Regions from separate parts of the Homo sapiens genome. Here region 1 is linked to region 2. The links are chromatin contacts, found by Hi-C or POLR2A ChIA-PET in ENCODE. All regions are on one chromosome and are shown on one strand. The core of a region is the stretch at or near the end of the contact, and the rest is flanking DNA. Distances in the headings are between cores, read along the strand shown.

Region 1 (5,783 bases), core at 3,284-5,783, 3.3 Mb after region 2:
TCAACCATGGAATCACAAATGGAGGATTTAATTCTTTTTTATGGCTCAACAGTATTCCATTGTGTGTGTGTGTGTGTGTGTGTGTATACATATATATTTTTTCTTTACCCATTCATCTGTTAATGGATACTATAATAATTACCTTAATTGTGGATAGTTTCACAAATGTATATATATTTCAAAAATACCATGTCTTATGCTCTAAATGTGTGCACTGGCCGGGTGTCGTAGCTCATGCCTGTAATCCCGGCACTTTGGGAGGCCGAGGCAGGTGGATCATCTGAGGTCAGGAGTTCAAGACCAGCCTGGCCAACATGGTAAAACCCTATCTCTACCAAAAAATACAAAAATTAGCCAGGCATGGTGGCAAAGGCCTGTAGTCCCAGCTACACGGGAGGCTGAGGTGGGAGAATCACTTGAACCTGGGAAGCAGAGGTTCCAGTGAGCCAAGATTGCACCACTGCACTCCAGCCTGCGCAACAGAGACTCCATCTCAAAAAAAAAAAAAAGGTGCAGTTTACTGCACATCAATTATATCACAAAAAAGTTGTTAAAAGGGAAGAGATGTGACTTTTCTTACCAACCCCCTTCCTTCTTGTTGCATGGAACAAGGATGTGATAGCTGAAGGTCAAGCAGCCACCGTGAACCATAAGATAACCAGAAGATAAACTATGCACTGAGGAAGGTGGAACAGAAAGAGAATATCCTGAGCCTCTAATGTCACTGTGAAGTTGCTATGAGAGCTGTGGACTGCCTAGACTTCCTGTATGTGTGACAAAAAATAAACTCAAGTTTTTTTTTTTTTTTTTTGAGATGGCGTCTTGCTCTGTTGCCCAGGCTGGAGTGCAGTGGCACGATCTCAAATCACTGCAAGCCCCGCCTCCTGGGTTCACACCATTCTCCTGCCTCAGCCTCCTGAGTAGCTGGGACTACAGGCGCACGCCGCCACACCTGATTTTTGTATTTTTAGTAGAGACGGGGTTTCACCGTGTTAGCCAGGATGGTCTCAATCTCCTGACCTTGTGATCCGCCCACCTCGGCCTCCCAAAGTGCTGGGATTACAGGCGTGAGCCACTGCGCCCGGCCTTAAACTTAAGTTTTTAACCCATTTCTTTGTTGCTATTGCTTTCTATATAGTGTTTTTGTTTTTATGGTGGCCACATATTACTTCAAAAATTAGATTTAAAAAACAAACAAAAAAAATGCTAGGAAGCATGACAATCAGCAAAGTACTGAATTGTTTATAAATGTGGCAAGAGAGTTAAATTCATAATGGATGATTCAAAAGAAAGGGGGTGAGGGGCTGATACCGAGAAAGGTAAAATGATGATAGTTCTAGGCTGGGAGTGATGGCTCACGCCTATAATCCTAGCACTTTAGGAGGCTAAGGTGGGAGGATCACTTGAGCCCAGGAGTTCAAGACCAGCCTGGGCAACAAGTGACAAAAAACACAAAAAATTAGTCAAGCATGGTGGCAAGGGTCTGTATTCCCAACTACTCAGGATGCTAAACTGGGAGGATCACTTGAGGCCAAGAGTTGGAGACCAGCCTGGGGAACATAGTGGGACCTCGTCTCTACAAAAACATAAATATTTAAATTAAAAAAAAAAAAAAAGTTCAGCCTGGGCAACATGGCAAAACCCCATCCCTACCAAAAAATACAAAAATTAGCCAGGGGTGATGGCATGTGCCTGTAGTCCCGGCTACTCAGGAGGCTGAGGCCGGAGGATCACTTGAGCCCAGGAGGCAGAGGTTGCAGTGAACCACGATCGCACTACTGCACTCCAGCCTGGGTGACAGTGAGACCCTGTCTGCAAAAAAAAAAAAAAAAAAAAAAAAAAGTCAAACATAATAAAGTTACTACATAACCCAGCAATTTCACTCCTTGAATAAAAAACTCAAGAGAATTAAAAACATTGTCCACAACCTTGTACACGAATGTGCACATCATCAGCATTATTCATAATGGCCAAAAAGTGGAAACAACCCAATTGTCTATCAAGTGATGGATAAATAAAACTTGGTATATTCATACAACAGATTATTATTCAGCTAAAAAAGGAATTAAGTATTGATACATGCTACATAAGAATGAACCTTAAAAAGTGTTATGTCAAGTGATTAAAAAAAACAAAAAAAAGTCCAGAAGAGCACGTATCATTCCATTTGTATGAAATATCCAGAATAGGCAAATCTACAGAGACAAGAGAGTTGGCTGGGTATGGTGGCTCACACTTGTAATCCCAGCACTTTTGGAGGCCAGGACTGGTGCATTACTTCAAGACCAGCCTGGACAAAACCTCATCTCTACTAAAAATACAAAAATTAGCCAGGCCACTCGTGGCGCATGGCTGTAATCCCAGCTACTTGGGAGGCTAAGGCACGATAATCGCTTGAACCTGGGAGGCGGAGGTTGCAGTGAGCCAAGATCTAACTACTACACTCCAGCCTGTGTGACAGTGAGACTCTGTCTCAAATTAATTAATTAATTAATAGAAAGTAGATGAGTGCTTGCTTGGGGGTGGTGAGGAGGGGACAACATGGACTGACAGTTAAGGAGTAAGGGGTTTTTCTTAGAATAAAATGTTCTAAAATTAGATTGTGGTGATGGTTGCACAACTGTGAATATACTAAAAACCATTATATTGTACATTTTAAGTAGGTTAATTTTATAGTATGTGAATTATATCTCAATAAAGCTGTTTAAAAAAAGAAATACAGCTGGCCTGGTGGCTCACACCTGTAATCCCAGTAGGTTGGGCGGATCGCTCGAACGCAGGAGTTCGAGACCAGCCTAGGAAACATGATGAAACCCCCATCTCTACAAAAAAATAAAAAAAATTAGCTGGGCATGGTGGTGTGCACCTGTAGTCCCAGCTACTCAAGAGGCTGAGGTGGAGGATCATTTGAGCCTGAGATATGGAGGTTGCAGTGAGCCAAGATCACACCACTGCCCTCCAGCCTGGGCCACAGAGTGCAATCTTGTCTCAAAAAAAAAAAAAAAAAAATAGGCCTGGCAGTGGCTCACGCCTGTAATCCCAGCACTTTGGGAGGCCGAGGCGGACAGATCATGAGGTCAGGAGATTGAGACCATCGTGGCCAACATGGTGAAACCCCGTCTCTACTAAAAATACAAAATTAGCCAGGCATGGCCAGGCGCAGTGGCTCACACCTGTAATCCCAGCACTCTGGCAGGCCGAGGTGGGGGGATCACCTGAGGTCAGGAGTTCGAGACCAGCCTGGCCAACATGGCGAAACTCTGTCTCTACTAAAAAATACAAAAATTAGCTGGGCGTGTCCGCACCACTGCACTCCAGCCTGGGCAACAGAAGGAGACTCAGTCTCAAAAAAAGAAGAAAAAGAAAAGAAAGTCTACTTACAGCTTAATATGATTAACTATAGAAATCTACCGATGTGAAAGAGTATCTAACAATTTCTAAGACCCAGAAAAGCTGACATCCTAGATACCTTACCAATTTTGATCGCCACTTCTCATGACAGAAGATGCTAAACATAGCTTCTCTCGGATGGACCATGGCTCTGTGGGGCCAGTGCTTAGCAGCTTGTGTTCTGGGAAAGGGAGAAAAAAAAAAAAGCCTTGGAAACAACCACTGAGACTGTAGTGCTAAGCTCCAAAATCCCCAAAAAGAGGACTAAAAGCCTAATACAAAACATCCCAACTTGTTAGGACAAAGTGAGCTACTATAACCAAATCTTGATTTTCACCTCTCCAAGTGAAATATCACCAGTGACCGGGGTACCTATTCGTTGCATGTGAATTATTAACATTTTATTTCTTAAAACGCCATGGCTTGAAGCTCCGCTTTATTAAGAAACAGGGAATGTCAGATTAGGCAGTTCTCCCTAAAAGCCCAGTTTTAAGAATACTGGACTTTATTCCAGTTTGAACTTATTCAGGGCTTATTTCCCAGGAACCCGAGCGGCCAGCCCCTCCTACTACCCCGCCTCCCTCTTAGCATAAACTTGTTTACTTCTCTCAGATCCTCTACTCCAAATGTCGGGGGTAAAAGAGCTTTTCAGTCCAAAAAAAGAAAAATGGCTGAAATCCCCGAGATGCAATTTCCTGAGTGGCAAGAAAAGCTCATGGTTAAAAGACCCCACTTCCACTGCCTCACAAACGTCAGACAAAAAAATGAATGGCTCTTTGAGGTGCCGGTTACTCCGTCTGGCTCATAACATCTTTTCGTCTGCACGCCCAAGTTTCTAGAGTGCTTTTACGGTTAACCCGCAGAGTTCCTAACACACTAGGATTCACTAAGCTGCTTCTCTCACACCTCCGCTCTCTCCCTGAGAAACAAGACCCCAGATTTCTGGGCCCCCAAACGTTGGTCTTCACGATGCTGTAGAGCGCAGGTCTCTGAAAACCCTGGGCTCTCAAGCAACCCACTTCTCCCACTCCCTAAGCGTGTAACAAAAATATGGTGCCTAGCCTCGGATCTACAAAGGCCTTTCACGCAAAACCTGCTCAGATACTCACTGCCCGTTCCCGTCGCCATCTTGGCCCCGAAGTCTCCAACCCTGAGGAGAGACGGTCTGGAAGGGCCGAAACCCTGGAATTCTGGGAAATAGTGTACCGGCGTTGGTTCGCGGTGCCTCCTGGGAAATGTCGTTTTTCCCCTTAAGACAAAGCAAGCACCCTAAACCAGTTACCCTGTGCACTCCTGTTAAGATTGTTGCTAAGGAAGGACAGGAGTTGGCTGCTGAAGCCTCAAGATTTCCTTTAGGCTCTTAGGTAAGAAATGTCTAAGGTTCAAGGAAAAAGGTTAAGTTGGAAGAATCCCAGGCAAAATAAGTGCGAATCCACGACAGTTGGTAACCCGGACCCACATTAGAACTCAGAGGTCAAGCAGAAGCGAACGACTGGAATTCCAGTCAGGCCCGCCCCCTTTCCTTACGCGGATTGGTAGCTGCAGGCTTCCCTATCTGATTGGCCGAACGAACGCAGCGCGTAATTTAAAATATTGTATCTGTAACAAAGCTGCACCTCGTGGGCGGAGTTGTGCTCTGCGGCTGCGAAAGTCCAGCTTCGGCGACTAGGTGTGAGTAAGCCAGTATCCCAGGAGGAGCAAGTGGCACGTCTTCGGGTGAGTGTGCGGCTGTGCTGGAGCCCGGGTTACCAGCTCTTGCCCGCGCGGAATAGGCTTTAAGAAATCGGAGCTGCAGCCATCTGTTTTTCTCTTAATGCTGCATCTCTGTTCTCACGGTGGTCCTTGGGGTGAGGTTAGAGAAGGAGCCGAGGGATCCTGACACCACCTCCACAGCACCGGCGGGCGAGGTGCCCTACTTTAGGCGTAGCCTTCTGCTTTTGGAGCCAGATGTCTGTGGACTTCTGTTCGCGTTCAGAAATGCCGCCTCAAACTTCTCTCAATTGTTCATTAAGTGAACTTCTCTCATTCCCTTCCCCTTTGCCGATAATTGGAGGGGAAAAGAAGTAGGAAGCGGGACACGGTGTCCTGGGGCAAGGGACTTATTACCTAAAATTCGCGGCCCCTTCTGTCCCTAAAGGTTCTTCTCCCTGCCCACTTTTTGGTCTCTTTTTAGACCTAGGCTGCCCCTGCCGTCATGTCGCAAGGGATCCTTTCTCCGCCAGCGGGCTTGCTGTCCGATGACGATGTCGTAGTTTCTCCCATGTTTGAGTCCACAGCTGCAGATTTGGGGTCTGTGGTACGCAAGAACCTGCTATCAGACTGCTCTGTCGTCTCTACCTCCCTAGAGGACAAGCAGCAGGTAAAGGAACTGGGGAGTGGCTGGGGCGGAAAGT
Region 2 (5,277 bases), core at 2,224-4,723:
CTTTGGGAAGCTGAGGCAGGTGGATTGCTTGAGTCTCAGGAGTTCGAGACCAGGCTGGTTAACATGGCGAAACCCTGTCTTTACTAAAAGTACAAAAAATTAGCTGGGTGTGGTGGTGCGTCCTGGTAGTCCCAGCTACTCGGGGTGCTGAGGTGGGAGAATCACCTGAGCCCAGGAGGTCGAGGCTGCAGTGAGCTCTGTAATCATGCCACTGCGCTCCAGCTTAGGCAATCAGAGTGAGACCCTGTCTCAAAGCAAAAGAAAAAACCTGAGGCTCTCAATAACTTGCTTTCCTTCATGCAGCTTCCAGTGGCTGGAACCAGGCTTTAAATTTACTCCAAAACCTTTATGTGGGATGGCACCCTGCCCTGCCTTTGCACCATGGCCCAGCTACATGGGGTTCCCCTGGAGGGAAATGTGGAGCAGAGCCATTCCCTGGAGAGGAGGTTCAAGTATAGAGAGGATCAGCCTCAAAACACTGGTGCTGCCAGGTGCGGGGGCTCATGGCTGGAATCCTAGCACTTTGGGAGGCTGTAGTGGGAGGACTGCTTCAGTGAGTCGTGATTGTGTCACTGCACTGCAGCCGGGGTGACAGAGCGAGATCATGTCTCAAACCCCCAAAATCAGAAAAACAAAACAAAAACACCAGTAGTGTTGAGGGAAAGTGAAAAGGGGAAGGAAGTGATCAAAGACCAGCTGAACAGCCCAAGCTAAGCATGGTTCCACTACAGAGCATGTGGCCAGTAAATCTTTGCTAAGGGACTTAAATCCTATTAATTGGGGAGCTACATGTGTGGGCAGACAATTCACAGCCCCTGTGATGTGATCCACTGATGTCATCATTTCCCTGGGCCCTAGCATCTGCCGTTCGCTGCTTTTTTGACTAGATCTGCATGATCAAATTTATTTTATTTTTTTGAGGTGGAGTTTCACTCTTGTCACCCAGGCTGGAGTGCAAGTGCAGTGGCCCGATCTTGACCTCTGCCTCCCAGGTTCAAGAGATTCTCCTGCCTCAGTTTCCTCAGTAGCTGGGACTACAGGCATGCGCCACCATGCGCGACTAATTTTTGTACTTTTTTGTAGCAACAGGGTTTCACCATGTTGCCCAGCCTAGTTTCAAACTTCTGGGCTCAAGTGATCTATCCGCCTCAGCCTCCCAAAGTGCTGGGATCACAGGCGTGAGCCACTTTGCCTGGCCAGTGACTATATCCCAGATGCCAGTTTCATACAGTGGTATTAAGGAAGGAAAATGATTAAATTTACTGAAAATAATGAAGGTTCACTTGTTTACTCACATCCACTGGTTCATTTTTTAGTTCTTACTTTAATGAGCGAATCTGAGTAGTAGTTTTCATGATCATAAACAGTCAATGTAAATGTTGGAAATATAACTTTTAATTCTTTAGGACCAGCAACATTTGATAAGGGCCCCCAGTGTGATTCCTCCCGAGTTTTGCTTTTGAAATGGTTACATCTTTTTTTTTTTTGACAGAGTCTTGCTCTGTTGCCAGGCTGGAGTGCAGTGGTGCAATCTCAGCTCACTGCACCCTCCGCCTCCCGGGTTCAAGCTATTCTCCTGCCTCAGTTTCCTCAGTAGCTGGGATTACAGGCACGCACCACCATGCCCAGCTGATTTTTGTATTTTTAGTAGAGACGGGGTTTCACCATTTTGGCCAGGCTGGTCTCGAACTCCTGGCCTCAATTGATCCACCCGCCTCACCCTCCCAAAGTGCTGGGACTACAGGTATGAGCCGCTGCACCCGGCGAAATGGTTACATTTTGTCAAGTGGGCAAATGGGAAGAACAGAAGCCCGTGAATTTTGGGCTACTTTGAGGCAAAATGCTTTATTTTTTCTAGGTCCATATGGATGGACTGCTAATAACTGCTAAGTTGAAGTTAAATGGACTCTTGTTCTTAAAAAAAATATTTTGCCATATCCTCTGCAAAACTGCTTATTAATTTGCATAAACTTTTTTTTTTATTTTTGAGGGGGGTGAGGGAAAGGGTATTTTGCTGTCGATGGAATGCAGTGGCGTGATTTCAGCTCACTGCAGCCTCCCGGGCTCAAGCCATCCTCCCATCTCAGCCTCACGGATAGCTGGAACTACCAGCACGTGCCACCACGCGTGGCTAATTTTTGTATTTTTAATAGAGATGGGGTTTTGCCATGTTGCCCAGGCAGATCTCGAACATCTGGCCTCAAGTGATCCTCCTGCCTTGTCCTCCCAAAGTGCTGTGATTACAGGTGCGGGCCACCATGCCTGGCCTGCTTAAACTATTCAGTTAAAAACAAACAAAAAAGAGGCCGGGCGCGGTGGCTCACGCCTGTAATCCCAGCACTTTAGGAGGCCGAGGCGGGCGGATCACGAGGTCAGGAGATTGAGGCCATCCTGGCTAACACTGTGAAACCCCGTCTCTACTAAACATACAAAAACAAAATTAGCCGGGCGTGGTGGCGGGTGACTGTAGTCCCAGCTACTCGGGAGACTAAGGCAGGAGAATGGCGTGAACCCGGGAGGCGGAGCTTGCAGTGAGCCGAGATCGCGCCACTGCACTCCAGCCTGGGCGACAGAGCGAGACTCCGTCTCAAAAAAAAAAAAAAAAAAAAAAGATACAAGTGAGTATTCTTAATAGTATGTCAATTACATCTCAAAAAAGTCAAAAAAAAAAAAAAAAAAAGAATGAAAGAATACCTCCCCAAAAATGATACAAGAAAAGATTCACCTAAATCTGTTCACAGCTGTCTGCAGAGCTCCTACTGTGTGCTGAGCCTGGGGGTAAACAGGGCACGGACACGTTTGGGAGGGGATTACAGGCCGGGTTTCCACACTTTTTGGTCCAGGCAAACCCAGACGAGCCAGCTGGCTCAAGAACTTGGCAGCTGCGTGATGACTGAACAGAGGCTGCGTTCGAACCCACTACTGCAAGACTTAGGAGCCCCCGATGGGAACTGCCGTGGTTCACTGCCCCAGCCCCGCCGCTCAACTGCCCCGCCCTGGCCTACGACATCCTCCTGCCCGCATGGACTGCGCGCAGCGCCGCCAAGCGGGGAGCCCAGCTCGGTGCTAGCGCCCGCGAAGCGGAGGAGGCCGGCGCCCGAGGCTGGGCGAAGTTCCTCCTAGCGCAGCGAGGACCGGAGGGCAAGGCCAGCGCGCGCCGGGCGACCTGCGTCCCGGGCACAGACGCGACGGGCCCGCACGGGGCGGGGACCGCGCGCGCCTGCTGGGCCTACGGCTGTGGGGCGCGCAGAGTCCACCTGGCGGCCAAGGGCGCTGGCGACCGCTGAAGCTCCTGGGGGTGTTCGGGGTCCGGGCTGCGCCTGTGCCCGCGGGAAGGCTGGGCGCTTCCCACACACAGACCCCGCTCCGGGCCAGCCCCGCAGGGAGACTACCAGGGCTGGCGGTAGCTGGGCGTGGTCGGGTCGGGGGCGGCTGTGGGCGGCCGGCAGGCAGCGCGCGGGGCAGCCCTCGGCAGACGGCCAATGGCGGCGGTGCTCGGGGCGCTCGGGGCGACGCGGCGCTTGTTGGCGGCGCTGCGAGGCCAGAGCCTAGGGCTAGCGGCCATGGTGAGTGCACAGCGGCCGCGTGGGTGGGGGTCCGGGGTCGGGGGGCGGTGCGAGGCCCGGCGGCGTCGGCTGAGGGACCAGCGGGACTGGGGCGAACCCGGCGTGGGCCGAGCCTTGGAGCTCGGGCGTCGGGTCACCGCGTCCCGGGACTGACCACCTGTCCGGTGCGCCGCTCAGAGACCGGGGTGGCCGCAGCCTCCGCCACTTGCCCTTGACTTTACACTTCCGCCGAAGCCTACGAACTTGCCAACCGGAAACAAATGGGAACGAATTTTGTTCAGCAACTACAAAAGGCAGATGTGAAAAGTAGTTGCAGAACAATTCGGTGCCCGCTGCCGCTCGTTGTGCTGAGGACGAACGGCGCTGCGGGCCTGGCTCCCTATGGCGGCTCCCTGCTCGCGCTTCACTCCAAGGGGAACCCACAGAGGTTTTGGAGGAGTTATTAATAAATTGTCTTTTTTGGTGACATATTGACTTTTCTTTCCTTTTCCAAGGGGCCGTCAGTTTTCCTGCTGTAGAAATTAATATTTTGGAGTAAATGGAGGGAAAGTTTTAACATGCAGCACCACCTAGTGGAAAAGTGGTGCGTTAAACTCACCATCTCATTTTAAGTTGCATTTTAACCGCCCATTTCAGTTTGAAATGTTTTGTTTTGTTTTGTTTTTTCGACACGGAGTCTCGCTGTATCGCCGAGCCCGGAGTGGAGTGGCGCGATCTCGGCTCACTGCAACCTCCATCTCCTGGGTTCACGCTATTCTCCTGCCTCACCCTCCCGAGTAGCTGCGATTACAGGCGCGTGCCATTTCGCCCAGGTAATTTTTTATATTTTTAGTAGAGAGGGGTTTTCGCCATGTTGGCCAGGCTAGTCTCGAACTCCTGACCTCAGGTGATCTACCTGCCTCGGCCTCCCAAAGTGCTGGGATTACAGGCGCGAGCCACTGCGCCTGGCCTGAAATTCTTTAATAGAAGAATTTTTTTTTTTTTTTTTTTTTTTTTTTGAGAAGGAGAATCACGCCGTCACCCAGGCTGGAGTGCAGTGGCGCGATCTCGGCGTATTGCAAGCTCCGCCTCCCGGGTTCACGCCATTTTCCTGCCTCAGCCTCCCGAGTAGCTGGGACAACAGGCGCCCGTCGCCACGCCCGGCTAATTTTTTTGTATTTTTAGTAGAGGCGGGGTTTCACCGTGTTAGCCAGGATGGTCTCGATCTCCTGACCTCGTCATCCACCCTCCTCGGCCTCCCAAAGTGCTGTAATAGAAGAAATTTAAAATAGCTCGAAGACGGAGGAAGATAGGCACTCCGCCGCTTCTTGTCCACGAAGGGGAGAACACAAGTTGAGTGCCTACTGTCACCTAGGCGTGTCTTCAGGCGTACTCTGCCCCAGGTGCTAGTGATCCAGTAAGATTAGGGTGTTCTGGGAAGGAATGAGTCAACAGACATGATTTGAGCGCTGCCCCATGCCAGGCTCAATGCTAGGTACCCTCACATTCAAGATCTGTAATCTAAGCCTTTCAAAAAATCTTGGCAGGTAGATATTATAATATCCCCACTACAGACAGAAGGATCCCGGAATTCAGAAAAGCGGAGTTTAGTATCCCACAGCTAAAAGTAACAAAGTTAGGCCTTAGATCTAGTTTACTCTCTTCAAATCCTAGCCTACCCCCCATCCCCTGAAAAAATTAAGCCCACCACCAAGGGTTCTGCTGTGAATGT

The links. Hi-C counts contacts between places; a loop is a spot of excess contacts on that map. ChIA-PET counts read pairs that join two places held with the same protein, here RNA polymerase II (POLR2A). Pooled maps may share reads with other maps.
Region 1: a pooled map shows a loop between it and region 2 (7-fold over the local background). The contact joins the promoter of BRD8 here to the promoter of PCBD2 in region 2. A Hi-C loop is called at or near these places in 2 of 50 pooled maps. POLR2A ChIA-PET finds 5 or more read pairs at or near these places in 2 of 52 experiments (CD4-positive, alpha-beta T cell and WTC11).

The regions. Positions count from the first base shown.
Region 1 is chr5:138,174,097-138,179,879 of GRCh38, forward strand. It overlaps BRD8 (bromodomain containing 8), which reads right to left and starts at 4,534. Exons shown (of 27, transcript NM_139199.2): 1 at 4,500-4,534; 2 at 3,475-3,571. The coding sequence starts at 4,518. It overlaps KIF20A (kinesin family member 20A), which reads left to right and starts at 5,016. Exons shown (of 19, transcript NM_005733.3): 1 at 5,016-5,106; 2 at 5,564-5,749. The coding sequence starts at 5,585. RefSeq lists enhancers at 4,484-4,778, 4,486-4,535, 4,676-4,845.
Region 2 is chr5:134,901,658-134,906,934 of GRCh38, forward strand. PCBD2 (pterin-4 alpha-carbinolamine dehydratase 2) reads left to right here and starts at 3,474. Exons shown (of 4, transcript NM_032151.5): 1 at 3,474-3,566. The coding sequence starts at 3,483. RefSeq lists a silencer at 3,030-3,789 and enhancers at 3,387-3,971, 3,972-4,557.